Linked DNA regions of Homo sapiens: region 1 is linked to region 2. Evidence: read pairs that join two places in POLR2A ChIA-PET (ENCODE). Cell type or tissue: HepG2. All regions are shown on one strand. Links, peaks and the distances in the headings refer to the core of each region. The heading gives the core; the rest is flanking DNA.

Region 1 (4,391 bases), core at 271-4,270, 57 kb before region 2:
CAAGGCAGGCGGATCGCTTGAGCTCAGAAGTTTGAGACCAGCCTGGGCAACATGGTGAAACCACATCTCTACTAAAAATGCAAAAATTAAATGAGTGTAGTGGCACGCACCCGTAGTCCCAGCTACTCGGGAGGTTGAGGTGGGAGGATCTCTTGAGCCCGGGAGGTGGAAGCTGCAGTGAGCCAAGATCACACTACTGCAGTCCCACCTGGGTGACAGACTAAGACCTTGTCTCATAAAACAAACAAACAAACAAACAAAAAGACATCTGTCCTTTGTGCCAACTGGACAGCACACTGGAATGCTCCTTCAGACACTGGCACTTCAAAAGGCTACATCCTATTAAGAAAAACCAGTTTTATTCTTCTAACATCACTACCACCTGAAATGACTGCACATTTGTCTATCTCCTCCATTTGGACGAATGCTCAGAGTGGAAGAGACTTTGTTTATTCACTGCTATATCCCCATGGCCTACAACACAGCCTGGGACACACTTGCCCTGACAGTGTTTCCAAGCTGCCTCTCTCCCAGAGAGGCAGAGAACTACCAAGGGTGGTGAACCCAGAAGGTCAAGGCTCTTAGAATGAAAGCCTCGGCTGTGAACTACCACAGCCAGTGAACACTTCACAGCCCAAGAGAGCCTCCAGGCTCGGCAACTGGGGAAAAAGTTTCCAGGTATGGGCTATGGGACTTCTACTCCCAGAGGTGCTGGCTGGGAACAACAATCTCACAATCAGACAAGCTTGCAGATGACAGGACAGCTTAGCACTCAGGCCCTCCACATAGGTATTCTGGAGCCTAAGGGAGACATGAGGTGGGAACGGGGTGGAAAGAAATCTCTCTATAGGAAAAGCCTACAGGCAAGGAAGGAACTGCAGGTCAGCACAGTGAATGAAGGTGGGAAGCTGTGCACAGTCATCATTTGTCATACCTGCATGCCACCTGAAGAGCTTCATCCTATTAGGGGGAGGCCAAAGACAAATATCATGAAAGTTTCCAAGCCACAAACCTCCAAAGCAAAAGCAAATGTCTCTGACTCAGTCACAAAAACACAAACCAAAAACATTCTCAGTACTTAAGAATGGTAAGATCAGGAACTCACTAAAGCTACATTAATAATGAATATCAATCTTGTAAACACATTAAGGGAGAGTGATAAACAAGACATAAAACAAAAAGGGCTGCAACTGTCTTTCCAAAGCAAGTCATTCCTCATCTCAGGAAGAAGAGTAGCTCAAATGCATGGGAAAAAGCAAACAGTACAAGCTATACGATCTTGGGAGAAATCTGACCACTGGGCCTTAGCTTTTTCATCCATAAAAAGGAATTCCTAAGAGTTATTGGGAAAATAAAACAAGGTTGTGTTGTTTAAACTATAGGTTGAGACCTACCGGGTCTTGAAATCAATTCAGTGGGTCACAACTAGCAAAATATAAAATAAGATATGGAGCCAGAAGTCAGGCTAGTGGCTCCCCTGAGGGGAGCAGTGATTAGGAGACATCAGGAGAGACGCTTCCCTGGGACTGGTGCCATTTTGCTTTATCTTGATTGCAGAGATGTGCTTACTTTATGAAAAGTCATTGTAAAAATATGATATGTACGCACTCTATACATATGTTATACTTTAATAAAAAGTGTACATAAAAAGTATAAGATAGACTCAAACAGAAAAGAAAACTTCCGAATATATCACAAACAGTAAGTACTGCTTCCTGAAACTTTTGTTTCCAAGTGATCTGTGCATGCAAGGTGGTATTGGGACACACTGTAAGTTGTATTTACTCCTGTGGATCAAAGTTCAAAACTAGCCCCAAAGGCCCCAAGACAATCCAGACAAAATATTGTAAACTAAACTACACAAAAGCCGGCTATTATTGTGGGACAAAACAGGAGGGACAGGAGATATAGTATTGCTGACCTTTTACAGATGAGAACCTAAAACACAAAGCAACAATGCCCGTGTGGTACAAATGCATACTAAATGGCATGCTTTTCCAGTTACTCCACTTATATTTTGAGACTTACCCACACCAAGCTGTCCTCATTTAAAAGGCTTCCTCTTTTCCTCCATAATCCTCAAGAGGAGGAAGAAAACCAATCAATAAAGCAAAGTTTCTGCCTAGAGACTAATTCATGTGTGTGTGCGTGTGTGTGAGAGACAGAGTCTCACTTTGTCACCCGGGCTGGAGTGCAATGGCGCAATCTTGGCTCACTGCAACCTCCGCCTCCCGAGTTCATGCAATTCTCCTGCCTCAGCCTCCCGAGTAGCTGGGATTACAGGTGTGTGCCACCATGCCTGGCTAATTTTTTGTATTTTTAGTAGAGACAGGGTTTCACCATGTTGGCCAGGCTGGTCTCGAACTCCTGATCTCAAGTGATCCACTCGCCTTGGCCCCACAAAGTGCTGGAATTACAGGCGTGAGCCACCGTACCTGGCCTGCCTGGAGACTAATTCTTATGCCAGTTCAAAGAGTATCCAAACTAAAGATGAAACGAAAGTACACCAAGATAAACAGGAAATGCTGTCTTTGAAACAAAAACCATAGGACACTAGCAATTAAAAGGCTGCAATCTTGGCCAAAAAAAGAAATCCTTAAAGTTATCAAACAAAAGGGTGGGATTCTTTAGAGATGAAAGCTTAAGAGGAATGAGTTGCAGTTCAGTGCTCTCATCACTCCCCTACTCCTAGTTAGTTTATCAGCACCAGGAAAAAAAGAAAAAAAAACTTGAACAAAAATATACTTGTATCAATGTCACCAACGATGCGTATTTTAAAAGATCATTGCCTGTTTTTGTTTTTTTGTTTTTTTTTTTTTTAAAAAGCCATGGAGTCAGACCAGGCGCAGTGGCTCACGCCTATAATCCCAGCACTTTGGGAGGCTGAGGCAGGCGGATCTTCTGAGGTCGGGAGTTCAAGACTGGCCTGACCAACATGGAGAAACCCTGTCTCTATTAAAAATACAAAATTAGCGGGGCATGGTGGCACATACCTGTAATCCCAGCTACTCAGAAGGCTGAGGCAGGAGAATTGCTTGAACCTGGGAGGCAGAGGTTGTGGCGAGCCAAGATCACACCATTGCACTCCAGCCTGAGCAACAAGAGCGAAACTCCGTCTCAAAAAAAAAAAAAAAAAAAAAAAAAAAAAAAGACATGGAGTCTAGGCCAGGCATGGTGGCTCATGCCTAAAATCCCAGCACTTTGGGAGGTGCAGACAGAAGGACTGCTTGAGGCAGGAGTTCGAGACCAACCTGAGCAACACAGCAAGACCCCACCTCTACAAAAATTTTATTTATTTTTTTTTTAAGAGATGGGATCCTGCTATCTTACCAAGCTGGACTCGAACTCTTGGGCTTAAGCAATCCTCCCACTTCAGCCTCCCAAGTAGCTGAGACTACAGGTACATACCACCTTGCCCACTGATCACTGCATTTTAAATCTTAGTTTTAACTTTGAATTAAATGTAGTAAATGAAGTAAATGTAATTTAGTACATCTTAGTAAACATTAATTTTTATCTACTAACTTACACAGGAATGGTAATTTATGTTGTGCGTTTAATTTGTATCAAATTTGATTTTTACTTGATATTCTCTAATGTGTCCAAACTTGGTACACTTGCATCAGTTTTACTTTTTCAGTTTTATAAATTCTAAGTACTTTTTAATGAAATATTGGGACTGATACTAAGTATATCATATGTCAATGTAGCATTAACACTGTCAACTTAAGGTGGCATTTCAACACTAAAAATAAACACTAACATGGCAATATTTTATTTTGCTGCACAACAAATTCCTCCCGAAACCAGAGGCCTGGTTCTCACTGCCCAGGCAGTTGCTAATCTTCACAGCTGATTTAGTACCAACTCAACCTCCTGACAACCATACGTGCTAGGAACAGCCAGGTCTGACCAGCAAGGAGTTCTTGACCAAGTCAGAAGGTGGCTCCGCATGTGATCTCTGGCTACTTTGTTCCCCTGATAGTTTTGCCCTTCTGCCAGGAACCCTATGATGAATCAGCATGCCTTTACTGAATCACGTGGGAGCTACAGAAATCGAAGACAAAGAACCTGACTCCAGAGACCATCTGCTGAGGAGACAGCACCTAATGAGGGTTTGGACAGTCAATTTCCAAAGAAGCCTAGAGAGGAGACAGAGATGAGGAAATGGGGTGGGAGCGTCAGGAATGCTCCACAGCAGAGGCTGGGGCTGGGGCTGAGTTGGGCCTCGGGATGAGGGCACTGTGCCACACAGGCCTGCACTGCTCCAGGGTGCCCTTGCTTTCGGCCTGCAGGCCCCATGGAACCCAGTGGCCCCTGTCACCTCCCCTTCTCTCCGAGACTGGGTACAAAGTAAGGCAAGGGCTGCCCCACTCCTCATGGCCCTGCTG
Region 2 (4,391 bases), core at 261-4,260:
AAGTAGTTGGGGAACCGTGGTCAGTTGTCAGATGTATATTTTACCTGAAAGTAACCTCCTCCCCACTCCAAAGTGTTGACCAGACTATATATCCTAACTTTTTTAAAGGATGTTCTTATTTGCAACAACTCTTATGCCTCCTGTTAGTCATTTCCAAGGCTAAAAACCCTCTCCAGTTGCTTCAGCTGTTCTGCATATGATGGAAATTTCAGATCCGTTGCCACTCTGGTGGGTCTCTTGGTTGAGCTTCACGTGGTCATACCAGAGGCACTTCTGTTCTGCCAGGAATTGTGAGGTGCTGGAGGTACAACAGGAAAATATAGGACTGGGGTAATGAGGAGCACAGGTTGCAAACTAGCAGCCACATGTTGGCCTGCGTTTGAGGATTTATTTTTTGAATTGTTCCATTTTATTTTCTGACCACCTATCCCCAAGTTCTTTTCGTTTCTAAAAAGGGAAATGTTCACATGATCTTGATTTGGGACTTGAAAAATCAGGTAGTCCTTCATTGCAGAGAGGCTCCAGCCAACTAAAGTAAGGTAGTACAAGTTTTAGCTGAGTAGCATTCTCCAGTTCACTAAAGTTTCCACCACTCTTTTATATCCAGCATGCTAATTTTCCTCACTAAGGGCAAAGACTGTGTTTTAAACCCTCCCACAAAGCCTAGCACAGTGCTTGTGGGCACTTAGGTTTATCAAATGAAGAGCTGGAATCGTGTGCATTTCCATCCCAGGACACCATGTTCCTTTGAGGTATGGATAGGTAGGCAAGTACCTACCTACATTTACGTCAGACTCCTAAATGGCCTTCCACCAGCTGCCTAGCAGGCCAGCTGCTCTTCACACAGTTGGTGCTGCCTGGTCAGTCATGCCTCTGCCTGGCACCCTCTGCCCAGGCCAAGGAGCCCAGTTCATGACCTACCTGTACCAGCTGGCACAGGAGAACCTCCTGCCACTGGTGTATGGTAAGGGAACCTGGTAGAAGGACAGTAACAGCACTGGCTTTCTGCTTACCTTTGAAGGGTCCTATACCAATCAATGCACCTTAGTTGCCTTGATTTTTCATTAAGTTCCTATCCTGAGGCTTCTCTCCTAGATTCAGTCCCATAGGCTCCTGGCCTCACAGGTATGTAGTTCAGTGATGGGGCCTCAGTTTCCTTCTAAAGTGGGGATAGAACAATTCCTACCTCACAAGGTGATTGTGAGGATTAAATAAAAACAGTTCCAGATGGTGGTTCACACAGCCTGGCACAAAGTAAGCTGCTGTTTGAGAAAGTAAAGAGGATCACTGCTTTGGCTTCAGGGAGCAGAGCCTGGGATGAGGCAGAGGTGGAGGGAAGAGAGACCATCTGTTACCCTGTTGCCATCTTGAACCTGCTGTTCCATGGCAGAACCACCCCAGAGCCAGCGGCAGGAGCGAGGGTTGATTGCCAGCCCAGGCAGGGCTCCTCTCCCTGACAGCTGCTGACGGAGGGTGTGAGGAGGTCTCAGGCCCCTGGCCCTTTACCAGCATGTGGCTGGGCCTGGAAGGCTGTGTGCTCCAATCCTCTGGAAAAAGTGAAAGGCCCTGCAGGGAAGTCCTTGAAGACAAGAGGTTTTAGATCTGGAGCATCATCAGATCGCCTCTCATGGAGCTTGTTTTTCCTCTATTTTTTCACCTCCCCTCAGTCTTGCTCCTTGCTATGCAAATGCAGTCTGGTCTGTGGACCGGCAGCATCAACATCACTTGGGAAATTTGAAATGCAGAATCTTGGGCTCCTCTCCTAAATCGGTATCTGCATTGTAGCAAGAGCCCTGTATGTCAAGAACCCTACCTGTTAGTTGCATGTCAGTGTCTGAGAAGCGCTGACTGATGGGGGCCCAGTTTCCCTCCTAGTCCATCTCCTCACCTTGAGACTGGACCTCCTCAGGCAGTGCCAATGGGTGGCCCTGGGTGTGGGGGCACTTAGAGGGTATAGTCTGTCCTCTTTGATCCACTATTATTCTCTAGCTAAGACAGTAACTCCCAAAGTCTGCAGAAGCTTCATAGAAATGGCAGAGAAACAATGCAGGAAGACTTTGTGAAGATCATTTTTTGTGATCAGTGAGAAATCGAGACAGGAGTCCCAAAGATGAGGAAGGTCGGTGGCAGGAGTGGAACATGCTTCGGTTCCCTGAAGGCTCAGGGAAGGGGACGATGTGTAATTTATGACCCAGTGAGAGGCAGGATAGGTTTTCTTTCGATTTCTGTGGGAGGCAGGCCTGGTGCCTCAGGAGTTTACTCCGAACACTGGAGGTGCTGGCTTGCCTCCATCCGTGGGTCTCTAATGCCTCCGTTCTTTCATTCCTCTCACTAACACAAGAAGAGCCAACTAGAAAATGCTCCAACCTGAGGGTTAAAGTTTCTTGGCTAAGATGCTAATCCTTCCAGAGGGTTTTCTCTAGAATTAATGTCTACAGAGTTTGCCCTGAGACCACCATCCACCGCGCTGCTTTTGCCCCACAGCTGAACTAATGGCAGCAGCAAAATCACCAGCACATCCTGGGAGGGTCTGTGGCCTGGTAGAGTTGAAGAAAAGCAGTGCCCCTTTGCCCGTAGTTGTGAGGAGATGACTTACATTAGGAAATAGGAGGTGACCATGAGGAACCTGGGCAGTAAGACCAGCTGTCCCTGTAGCTGTGATCAGAAAAGTGTAAGCCTTAGCTTACTGATGGCACTGGGCATGGTGGCGAGCAACTGTAGTCCTAACTACTTAGGAGGCCAAGGTGGGAGGATCCCTTGAGGCCAAGAGTTCGAGACCAGCCTGGGCAGCAGATGTACAAATTTTTTTTTTTTTTTTTTTTTTTTGAGATGGAGTCTAGCTCTGTCCCAGGCTGGAGTGCCGTGGCGGGATCTCAGCTCACTGCAACCTCTGCCTCACATGTTCAAGCTATTCTCCTACCTCAGCCTTCTGAGTAGTTGGGATTACAGGCACGTGCCACCACGCCTGACTAATTTTTGTATTTTTAGTAGAGATGGGGTTTTACCATGTTGTCCAGGCTGGTCTCAAACTGCTGACCTCGTGATCCTCCCGCCTCAGCCTCCCAAAGTACTGGGATTACAGGCGTGAGCCACCATGCCTGGCCAAAAATTTTTTTTTAAAAATTAGCCAGGTGTGGTGGTGTGTGTCTGTAATCCTGGCTACTCAGGAAGCTGAGATGGGATCAGTTGAGCCCAGGGTTTGAAGCTACAGTGACCTGTGATGGTCCACTGGACTCCAGCCTGGGCAACAGAGTGAGACCTTGTCACTTAAAAAGGCCAGGTACGGTGGCTCACGCCTGTAATCCCAGCACTTTGGGAGGCCGAGGCAGGCGGATCATGAGGTCAAAAGTTCGAGACCAGCCTGAGCACCATGGTGAAACGCCGTCTCAACTAAAAATACAAAAATTAGCCAGGTATGGTGGCACGTGCCTGTAATCCCAGCTACTCAGGAGGCTGAGGCAGGAGAATCGCTTGAACCCGGGAGGCAGAGGTTGCAGTGAGCCAAGCCAAGATTGTGCCACTGCACTCCAGCCTGGGCGACAGAGCGAGACTCCATCTCACAAAGGAAAAAGGGGAAAAAAAAAGCTCACTGATCGGATTTGTTGATCGCTCCAAGTTTCCCCTGTTTTGGGATATCAGAGTTATTTCTAAGTATTTTACATTTTATATAGCTTTGATAAATGGGACCTTTTAGGCTGGGTGCAGTGTCACATGCCTGTAATCCCAGCACTTTGGGAGGCCAAGGCAGTCACATCACTTGAAGCCAGGAGCTGAAGACCAGCCTGGCCAACATGGCAAACCCTGTGTCTCTACTAAAAATACAAAAATCAGCCAGGCATGGTGGTGTACTCCTGTAATCCCAGCTAGTCGGGTGGCTGAGGCATGAGAATCACTTGAACCCGGGAGGTGGAGGTTGCAGTGAGCCGAGATGGTGCCACTGCACTCCAGCCTGGGCGACAGAGCAAGACTCCATCTCTAAATAAATAAATAAATCAGGCGCAGTGGCTCATGCCTGTAACCCCAGCACGTTGGGAGGCTGAGGCAGGCAGATTGCGTGAGCCCAGGAGTTCAAGACCAGCCTGGGCAACATGGCAAAACCCCATCTCTACAAAAAAATTAGCCAGGTATGGTGGCATGTGCCTGTAGTCCCAGTTACTCAGGAGGCTGAGATGGGAGGATAGCTTGAGCCCAGGAGGTGGAGGTTGCAGTGAGCCAAAATTGCACCACTGCACTCCAGCCTGGGCGACATAGACCCTCTCTCTACAAAATAACAAAATTAAAATAAAATAGGAAATAAAATGGAGGTTTTCTTATTCTTTTTTTTCTTTGAATAGTTCTTCGTTAATGTATAGAAACACTACTGATTTTTATATGTTAACGTTTGTATCCTA

What was found. ChIA-PET counts read pairs that join two places held together with the same protein. Peaks named below come from ENCODE experiments on the same cell type or tissue, not always from the same donor. Only the 100,000 strongest peaks of a DNase experiment are listed, where the experiment ranks them.
Region 1: POLR2A ChIA-PET joins it to region 2 with 5 read pairs; 3 of 35 experiments call an interaction of 5 or more read pairs at or near these places.

The regions. Positions count from the first base shown.
Region 1 is chr20:5,150,510-5,154,900 of GRCh38, reverse strand. The region is part of intron 1 of CDS2 (CDP-diacylglycerol synthase 2); the gene reads right to left. Among named protein-coding and RNA genes, the nearest start is that of CDS2, 26 kb to the right of the region's middle. In HepG2, for the core only: no CTCF peak of the experiment used is centred there; DNase peaks (open chromatin) are centred at 900, 1,820, 2,484 and 4,050; H3K4me3 peaks cover 1,082 bases.
Region 2 is chr20:5,093,140-5,097,530 of GRCh38, reverse strand. It overlaps a transcript of TMEM230 not described here. Among named protein-coding and RNA genes, the nearest start is that of TMEM230, 18 kb to the left of the region's middle. In HepG2, for the core only: no CTCF peak of the experiment used is centred there; no DNase peak of the experiment used is centred there.